Linked DNA regions of Homo sapiens: all the other regions are linked to region 2. Evidence: chromatin contacts called from ENCODE Hi-C or POLR2A ChIA-PET data. All regions are on one chromosome and are shown on one strand. Each heading gives the region's core, a stretch centred on a gene start or an enhancer-like site at or near the end of the contact. The rest is flanking DNA. Distances are from core to core; before and after follow the strand shown. Region 1 holds the start of CDK5R1 (cyclin dependent kinase 5 regulatory subunit 1). Region 2 holds the start of C17orf75 (chromosome 17 open reading frame 75). Region 3 overlaps MYO1D (myosin ID).

Evidence for each region. Hi-C counts contacts between places; a loop is a spot of excess contacts on that map. ChIA-PET counts read pairs that join two places held with the same protein, here RNA polymerase II (POLR2A). Pooled maps may share reads with other maps.
Region 1: a pooled map shows a loop between it and region 2 (3-fold over the local background). The contact joins the promoter of CDK5R1 here to the promoter of C17orf75 in region 2. A Hi-C loop is called at or near these places in 1 of 168 maps with a recorded cell type or tissue (gastrocnemius medialis) and 9 of 50 pooled maps. POLR2A ChIA-PET finds 5 or more read pairs at or near these places in 11 of 52 experiments (CD4-positive, alpha-beta T cell, GM10248, GM12878 and 8 more).
Region 3: a pooled map shows a loop between it and region 2 (2.9-fold over the local background). The contact joins the enhancer-like site here to the promoter of C17orf75 in region 2. A Hi-C loop is called at or near these places in 1 of 37 single-sample maps with no recorded cell type and 2 of 50 pooled maps. POLR2A ChIA-PET finds 5 or more read pairs at or near these places in 3 of 52 experiments (GM12878, activated B cell and activated CD4-positive, alpha-beta T cell).

What each region holds. Positions count from the first base shown.
Region 1 is chr17:32,485,347-32,488,618 of GRCh38, forward strand. It overlaps CDK5R1 (cyclin dependent kinase 5 regulatory subunit 1), which reads left to right and starts at 1,647. Exons shown (of 2, transcript NM_003885.3): 1 at 1,647-1,816; 2 at 2,130-3,272. The coding sequence starts at 2,275. The coding sequence ends at 3,198. RefSeq lists enhancers at 433-934, 2,174-2,733 and silencers at 1,007-1,536, 1,647-1,906, 1,997-2,286.
Region 2 is chr17:32,340,578-32,343,579 of GRCh38, forward strand. C17orf75 (chromosome 17 open reading frame 75) reads right to left here and starts at 1,596. Exons shown (of 10, transcript NM_022344.4): 1 at 1,423-1,596; 2 at 627-707. The coding sequence starts at 1,562. RefSeq lists silencers at 626-808, 1,303-1,382 and an enhancer at 1,277-2,163.
Region 3 is chr17:32,557,011-32,559,950 of GRCh38, forward strand. All of the region lies in intron 21 of MYO1D (myosin ID), which reads right to left. Among named protein-coding and RNA genes, the nearest start is that of CDK5R1, 71 kb to the left of the region's middle. Within about 2 kb of position 1,546, at least 4 of the 41 ENCODE cell types and tissues checked have a DNase peak (open chromatin) inside an H3K27ac peak, as active enhancers do; they include GM12878, where a contact is called at or near this core.

The DNA of each region.
Region 1 (3,272 bases), core at 397-2,896, 140 kb after region 2:
TTACTGTTACATGCAGGAGGGTTGAGGACAGCTCCATTTGAAGAGCAGGTAGGCTTGTACACTGAGGAACATTCACAGGGAGGGGCGCACTGAGCTGGGGGCCTGCCTTCCTCTTCTGAGTTCCCATAACAGCTGTTGTGGATGTTCTGAAAGGCTGTGGACAAAGTAGCCCTCTGGGTACAGAGCAATGCATTTTCCACTGTATGCCTTGCCCCCCAAGGTTCCTAAAGCCTGGAATTCCTATTGACAGAAATCTGAGTGGCACATAAACAAAACCCAGCACTTTCTGCCTTGATTGCACCATTTTGAATGATGCCAGATTCCCTTTCTGTTCCCCCTAGGACAGTTGACAGGGCTGGTGAAAGCCTAGTCGGCTGGAGTGGTCAGGTAACTGGGTGGCATCCTCTCCTCTGGAGAGCCACTCCCTCATCTCTAGGTCCAGAGATAATCTGGATTAAGACAGGGCTTAAGTTTCCTGTTTCCCAGGTTTGTGGTCAGTTTTGACTCGATCTCCAGAAACAAGGTAAAATAGTAAATGAACAACAGCCTTTGTGAAGGATCTGGATTCACATCTGACAGGAACAGCTTTCAGAAACAGAATTTTACTCAATTTCGCTAGCATCAAGTTCTCAAATTATACATACTTAGAATTGAAAACGTTTAAGAGGGTCAGAAAGCTGGCCGGAGGGGCAGTTGCTTCAGCTTTAATATGACAAATAAGAGGGCGAGTGGGAACTTAGAGGTCATATTTGTGACGGGCTCAGGCTTGGCTACGGGCCACGCTTCTCTGGCTTGGATCTCTGAGGCCCACTTCGGCCGCGGTCATCTACCCATGATGAGGGAACGGAGGCCCCGGAGGGGTGGCCAGAACCGATTGGACTGTCCACTCGAGGTGCGCGTGGCACTCGGGAGGCCTCAGTAAAGGCGTCGCCTCTCCCCGCCCAGGGCCTTCTTCCCCGCGCTCCCTGGCTGCTTTCCACAGGGACGGGGATGTCAGGTGGAAGGAGGGAGCTCCGGACCCTGGCCTCGGCGGAGGGCTCCTCACCAGGCCAGGGCGGCAGCCTCAGAGAGGGCGGGCCGCGCGCTGCCAGGGCAGGGACTCGGCCGAGAGTGCCCCCGCGGCCGGCAGCTGCGGGCGCCGCGGCGGGAACAAAGGCAGCACGTGTCTGGGCGGGACGCGGGCGGGGTCGGCCCTCGGCTCCGCCCTGCTCGGCGCCCGCCCCGCGTCGGCAGAGTTGGGTTGCGCGGGCGCCGAGGACTCTCCGGCGGCCGGGCTGCTGTTGGGCGGCGGCGCGGAGCGGGCGGCGAGCTGTGCGGGAGGGGCGGCCCCGAGGGGCGGGGCGGGCCGACGCCGCGTGTCCCGCCGCAGCCGCGGAGTCCGGCTCCTAGATGGGGCCCGGCGCGTAGAGGTGCCTCCCGCTCGTTGCCGCGTCCTACCCGCACCGTGCGCGGCTCGAGCTGAGGACACCAACGGCCGCGACTCCCCGGCGAGACCAGGCCGGAGCGTGGACGGCGCGCGCGCCCCGCGAGGGAGGGCGCTGAGGCGCGCGCCGGAAGCGGGAGCGGGAGCGGGAGCGCGGCGGCGGCGGCGAAGGTGCGGGCGGCCGAGCGGGGGGCGGGGCTGCGGTGCCTGCAGAACCTTGGACAGAAGCTCCCTAGCTGCCGCCGCCGCCGCCGCCGCCGTCGCCGCCGCCGAGCGCGAGCCCAGCCGATCCCCGCCGAGCGCCCCCGAGCGCCGCCGAGCGCCGGGACCGCGGCGGCGGGGCCGCGGCGCGCATTGCGGAGGGCGCGGAGCGCAGGAGCTGCCGCCTGCCGGGTAAGCCTGCGCTGGGCGGCCGTCCTTGGCCCTGGGGAGCGGAGACCGGGGTCGCGCCCGTGCGGGGTGTCCAGGCGGGGGTCCTCGGCCGCCTCCGTCGGCGACCGGGCCCCTCCCGGCTGCGCCTGGGGACCGCAGCGGCGGCGGCGGGCGGGGGTGCTGCAGTGGAGGCGGCGAGGCTGCGTCGCGGGGGCGCGGGTAGGGCCCGGGACTGGGGCGGCGGGGTGCGCCGAGGCGCGGGGCGGAGGGGCGCAGGGGCGCAGGGGCGCGGCGCGGAGCCCAGCCTGGCGCTAAGAACCATCTTGTTTTCCAGGCAGATCCAAGGGGGCAGCACGCTTCCCGGGAGCGCCCCCGCCTCCTCTCCGGGGCCGCCGCAGGCTCGGTGAGCGGTTTTATCCCTCCGGCCGGCAGGCTGGGCGCGCAGGGGCGCGAGCCCCCGCCCGGCGCGCAGCAGCACCATGGGCACGGTGCTGTCCCTGTCTCCCAGCTACCGGAAGGCCACGCTGTTTGAGGATGGCGCGGCCACCGTGGGCCACTATACGGCCGTACAGAACAGCAAGAACGCCAAGGACAAGAACCTGAAGCGCCACTCCATCATCTCCGTGCTGCCTTGGAAGAGAATCGTGGCCGTGTCGGCCAAGAAGAAGAACTCCAAGAAGGTGCAGCCCAACAGCAGCTACCAGAACAACATCACGCACCTCAACAATGAGAACCTGAAGAAGTCGCTGTCGTGCGCCAACCTGTCCACATTCGCCCAGCCCCCACCGGCCCAGCCGCCTGCACCCCCGGCCAGCCAGCTCTCGGGTTCCCAGACCGGGGGCTCCTCCTCAGTCAAGAAAGCCCCTCACCCTGCCGTCACCTCCGCAGGGACGCCCAAACGGGTCATCGTCCAGGCGTCCACCAGTGAGCTGCTTCGCTGCCTGGGTGAGTTTCTCTGCCGCCGGTGCTACCGCCTGAAGCACCTGTCCCCCACGGACCCCGTGCTCTGGCTGCGCAGCGTGGACCGCTCGCTGCTTCTGCAGGGCTGGCAGGACCAGGGCTTCATCACGCCGGCCAACGTGGTCTTCCTCTACATGCTCTGCAGGGATGTTATCTCCTCCGAGGTGGGCTCGGATCACGAGCTCCAGGCCGTCCTGCTGACATGCCTGTACCTCTCCTACTCCTACATGGGCAACGAGATCTCCTACCCGCTCAAGCCCTTCCTGGTGGAGAGCTGCAAGGAGGCCTTTTGGGACCGTTGCCTCTCTGTCATCAACCTCATGAGCTCAAAGATGCTGCAGATAAATGCCGACCCACACTACTTCACACAGGTCTTCTCCGACCTGAAGAACGAGAGCGGCCAGGAGGACAAGAAGCGGCTCCTCCTAGGCCTGGATCGGTGAGCACTGTAGCCTGCGTCATGGCTCAAGGATTCAATGCATTTTTAAGAATTTATTATTAAATCAGTTTTGTGTAC
Region 2 (3,002 bases), core at 346-2,845:
GAGCTTGCAGTGAGCTGAGATCGCACCACTGCACTCCAGACTGGGCAACAGAGGGAGACTCTGTCTCAAAAAAAAAAAAAAATTTTTCAGGGCTGGGCAAGGTGGCTCATGCCTGTAATCCCAACACTTTGCGAGGCAGAAGTGGGCGGATCACTTGAGTCCAGGAGTTCAAGACCAGCCTGGGCAACATGGTGAAACCCCATCTCTACCAGAAATACAAAAATTAGCCAGGCGTGGTGGTCAGTAGTCCCAGCTACTGGGGAGGCTGAGGTGAGAGGATCACCTGAGGCCGGGGAGGTTGACGCTGCAGCGAGCCAAAGTCATGCCACTGCACTCCAGCCTGGGCAGCAGAGCAAGACCCTGTCTCAATTTAAAAGGAAAAAGAAAAAAAAAGGATTTCTTTTTGGCTAATCACCAAGCACACTATCAGTATGTGGATTTGTTTGCCCCAGCCTTGAATGAACCAGCCAATGAGGAAATCAGGATGAGGTTCCTAGGGGATAGGAGGAATTGACGGTTTGACTCAGGGAAAGCTCAGTGGAAATAGAGTATCCACTGACATGTACAGGCCAGAGATGCAGGGAAGATGAAAGCACATGCATGAATTATGCTGAAGCTCTTTTTACCTGAAATCATCACCAGAGGGAGTTTCTGCATTTGTGCCACTTGGGCTTCCGTCCTCACTGTCCCCTCGTTGCTGTGCCAATCTACAAGCCACAAAACCAATAGTGCTATCAATTATGGGCTCTAAACCAAGAGGAGTATGGGGGCCTGGCAAGCAGGGTAAGGCAAGGAGTCAACTAAAAATGCTGCAAGGTGGAAGTGCACTGCCTATCCTCATGACAAGGAAAACCCATACAGCAGTGCTGACAAGAGCCCCTTCTCTCTCCAGGCCACTTAACGGGTGGAGGAAAGGCTAAATACCCAGAAGGTTCAAGGAAACTCCTTTAAAAACCAAACTTGACAAGGCCAAGAAGGTTCCAGGAAAGTCAGAAGGAGGAAAAAGAGGAATCAAGAACAGAGGAAAACCAGAGGGTGGGGATGGGGGTGTGTGTGACAGAAATGGGAGAAGTGGGGAGATAATGACAGAAAGGAGAGGGGACGGGAACTGAAATTATTGAGCATGCGGGGCACTGCGCTAAACAAAGGGCAGCCGCGAGAGTAAGAGGCTGGGATGATATAGGGGCAGATGAAGGGCACAGGCATGGTTGGGCCAGGCATACAAGTCCACGACGGGGGCCAGGAAGAGCAGCGGGAGGCGAGGAGCGCCCTTCAGGCCAGAGACCTTGGCTGGGAGAGGAGAAGATGGCTTTTAGGAGCGGCCGGGCCGCTGGGCCGGGGGTGGGGTGCAAGGCCGGGCGGCGGGCCGGGGGCGGGGCCGCAGGGGCGGGCGGGCTGGCAGGCCGAGCTGGGCGCCAGCACCTGCTTCCGCGATAGCTGTAAAGACAGTAGTGGCTGCTGGACGGCGGCTCGAGTCTCCGCTCCTCGGCTGAGCCTCCCTCTTCGCTGCTCTCTAGTTCCTTTTCATCTCCATCCATCGACTCCTGCAAAGAGGGGAGCATTGCGGCGGCCTCTGAGCGGCCCTGTGTCTCCGCCAAACCGCTCCCCTGCTCCCGTGCAGCCGTCGGTATCAGGGCTCGTCCGGCTCCCGGCCCTCGCACACCTGCGTTCCGCTGGTTTCCCCGGGTTCGCAGGCAAGGACTGGCCTGGAAAGGGAGTCTCTTCTCCCCACAGGGGCTGACAGGCGTACTGAGTTCGCCTTTACTGACAAGCTTTTACCATTTATTTTGAACTTATTTTCCTTTGAGACATCTGGGAAACTTTCTATGTGATAAAGGTGGCACAACTACCTAGCCACATGGAAAAGAATAAGGCTACTCGTCTGCCTCCTTGCGCGCGTGCCAGCACGCACAGACACCCGTTTGATCAAAAAGTTAAGAATTTAAAATGAATTTTGTTAAAGTGAAAATATGGGATAATTTTGTTAATTCTTGAAGAGGGTCTTTCCAAACATAACAAAACACTTAGAAGTCATACAGGAAAACGTTTAAAAAAATGACTACGTAAAAACTAAAAGGCCGGGCACGGTGGCTCACGCCTGTAATTCCAGTGCTTTGGGAGACCGACGCAGGCGGATCACTTGAGGTCAGAAGTTCAAGACCAGCCTGGGCAACATGGTGAAACTGTGTCTCTACTAAAAGTACAAAAAAATTAGCCACGTGTGGTGGTTCACGCCTGTAATGCCAGCTACCCTTCCAGTCTCTGCCCATTACCCAGTTCTAACACCAATTCACATTTTCAGGTGTTTGTTTCTGCAACACCCCATTCTCTGGTACCAGTTTTCTGTCTCAGTCCATTTTATGATGCTATAAAAGGATACCAAAGACTGGGCAATTTATAATTAGCTCTTAAAGGCCCCACTTCTTAATAGTCTTACAATGGCAATTACATTTCAACATGAATTTGGGAGTGGACAAACACTCAAACCATAGCGCCACGTGAAGGAGGAGGCAGACTGGAGTGATGTATCTACAAACCAAGGAATGTCAAGGATTGATGGTCATCACCAGAAGCTAGGAGAGGACATGGAACAGATTCTCCCCTAGAGGCTTCAAGAGAGTATGTCCCCACCAGCACCTCCATGTCAACTTCCAGCCTCCAGAACTGTGAAATAATACATTTCCATTGTTTTAAGCCACCGTGTGTGTGTGCATGCGTGTGTTTTGTGTTTTTTTTTTTTATTTTTAGTAGTGCAAACTTTATTCATAAATAAAACTTCATAAAGTTAAAAGCAGGGGCAGTTCCTATTTTTAAAAAGGAATAGTGGAAGGCAACCTGCCATTTCATTTAAAATTACAAGTTAGGTTTTTCAGATGGATAACAGTTGAGATCGTTAAATCCCCTTCCTGCTTCTCAGATTTTCACAAAATAGCACATTAAATCCTCAGTCCTAAGCAATTATGGCAGAGATTCCAAATTGCCTCTCCATATCAAAGTGGATA
Region 3 (2,940 bases), core at 296-2,795, 220 kb after region 2:
GCAGTTTAAACTATGATGAATGTAGAGAATGGCCAGCAGCTTGTGGGACACCCTGCAGTTATCATTCAGTGAAATGATGTGTGCCTTTCACTCGGCAGGCTTAGTTTATCCATTTTTTTTTTTTTGAGATGGTGTTTCACTCTTGTTGTCCAGGCTGGAGTTCAGTGGCGTGATCTCGGCTCACTGCAACCTCTGCCTTCCGGTTTCAAGCTGTTCTCCTGCCTCAGCCTCCTGAGTAGCTGGGATTACAGATGCCCGCTACCACGCCCGGCTAATTTTTTTTATTTTTAGTAGAGATGGGGTTTCACCATGTTGGCCTCGAACTCCTGACTTCGTGATCCACCTGCCTTGGCCTCCCAAAGTGCTGGGATTACAGGTGTGAGCCACTGTGCCCGGCCTAGTTCATCTTTAGTAAAGGTGGCCAAACTGGGTGGGGCTTGAGATGCTCTGGTGCTCTAGTTCAGGAGTCGGCAAACTTCCTTTTTTTTCTTTTTCTTCTTTTTTTGAGACAAGGTCTTGCTCTGTCACTCAGGCCAGAGTGCAGTGGCAGGATCTTGGGTCACTTCAGTCTCAACCTCACAGGTTCAAGCGATCCTCCCGTTACCCACCCTCACCCCCATCCAGTAGCTGGGACTACAGGAGCACGCCACCATGCCTAAATTTTGTATTTTTTGCAGAGATGGGGTTTCGCTCAGCAAAGTCTTTCTATAAGAGGAAAGATGGTAAATATTTCAGCTTTGCAGGTCATACAGTCTGCACTGTAACTATGTAATTTGGACATAATTATATAATGTTTTGTGACACCTGAAAATTATATAAAATTCAAATTGTGTTTATAAATAACATTTTATGGGAACACAGCCACGCTCATTCATTTATGTCCACACTCCACAGCCATGTCCACATTTATTGAAACTGTGGACGTAAATGAATGGGCATGGCTGTGTTCCCATAAAATGTTATTTATAGACACAATTTGAATTTTACATAATTTTCAGGTGTTACAAAATATTAAACCTCTCTTGAGTTTTTATCCCCTTAAACATATAAAAATGCAAAGTCATCTTGGGGGTGGGCCAGATTCTATTGTGGATCAAAGTTTGTCAACCTCAGGTCTAGTTTAAAACAGTTTGTCTGTGTGGGAAACCATGGGATGATAAAAAGAAACACTCTGAGAGGCAGGGCCCTCCTTGATCTCAAGAGTAAGTTCCAACCCTTGAGTGCCTAGGCCCAATGGAAACAATTTATTTCTGAGCACAGCCAGGCTGGAGATGGGCAGCAGACAGTTAACACTGAACAGAAGATGGAGCAGCAAGGAAACAAGGCTTTGCTCTCAGAAGAGAAGAGTGTTCTTTGAAGTTTGATTAAAAGTGTTTTACTTCACACCTTATGGAAGCACATTACATTGTGCTTTTTCACTGCAGGATGAACAGAAAATCAGTAATGCACTGCTATCATCACATGCTCACACCTGTGGTTTGAAAACAGCAAACAAACCACTCTCCATGCAAGGGCGCATTGTCAGATAACACAACCGCTGAGAATAAGAGCCCAGAAATGTTCTTTCTTTTCAAGAGAACCAGGCTTCCTCCACAGTTCTCCCTGGTTTTGCTATAGAATGAATTCCCAGGGAGATGAGAGGATATAGAGGTCATTAACACGCTCCGTCTCTTCTGCCCCTCTCATTTTCTATTTTAAAATGTGCTTCCGTTTTAAATATTTTACTTCCTCTGCTTTGAATAATACCAGTACCCTACATCTGACAGGGAGTATAGTCTTGGGACAAGACACTGAGGCGGGGAGTAGATGCTGGAGCCAGACTGTCTGAGCTCTGGTCCATTACTATAATAATTAGCTGTGGTCCTGAGAAAGCCACTGAACCCTTCCATGCCTCAGTTTCTCCAGCTATAAATGGCAGTAATAATAGGGCCCACCTTCTAGAGTTACTGTGAGGCTTATATGAGCTAACATATGCATGGTGCTTTCAATATAGCCTAGCACAGACTAAGGACTAGACAAATGTTAACTATTTTTATTATCTGCATGTGTTTAATAAGTATCTCAGAACGTGTGCTTGTGTGTGTGCAATATGAACCAAATTGTCTTTCAAGGGCTTCTAAATTACTGAATTGGATCTTGAATTTCCTGAACTTTACTTGTTGGGGCATGTTCTTTAAAGAAAAGCTTGTATAAAAAAGGGTTTGTAATCCATATACAATAGGGATCTCAACTGTTTTCTGAAGCGCAATTTATTTTTCTCATATACTTTTCTTAAATTAAGTTTAGCTTAATGTTGCCTCCTTACATATTTTAAGTTTGGACTAAAGGTTTCTCCACACATAATGACCTGTAACCTAACTGGATGTGTGAGCAGACCATAATCTACTCTTGAAACTCGGAGCTGAGTCTCACTCAATCACTTGAGTTTCAGCTGAGTTTCAGCCAATCACAGGTGTTCAGCTGTTCAAGCCAAGGTCAAATAAGGCACATGCTCAGCTGTAGCCAATCCAGCTGCTTCTGTAGTTTACTTCTGTTTTGTATACTCACTTTCTTTTTCTGTCCATAAACATTATCTGACCATGTGGCAGCCCCAGAGTTGTTCTCAATCTATTCTGGTTCCGGAGGCTGCCTGATTTGTGAATCATTCTTTGCTCAATTAAACTCTGTTAAATTTAATTTGCCTAAATTGAACACTTCTGGCACTTTGTTACCATTATCTTTTTATCACATTTCATCATTTCCATCCTAATACGTTTTACTATCTTTAACTTCTCTTTTTATTGATATCTATCATTAATTTTTTGTAATTTAAATCAATTATATCCATTCCCAGCCACAGACCTTTAAATGAAGTATTTCTTGACTCTTCAGTGTCACTGTCTGTATTTGTCAATGCTATGGTATTGTAATGCAGTGACACAGTAGTTATCCTATAGAAAC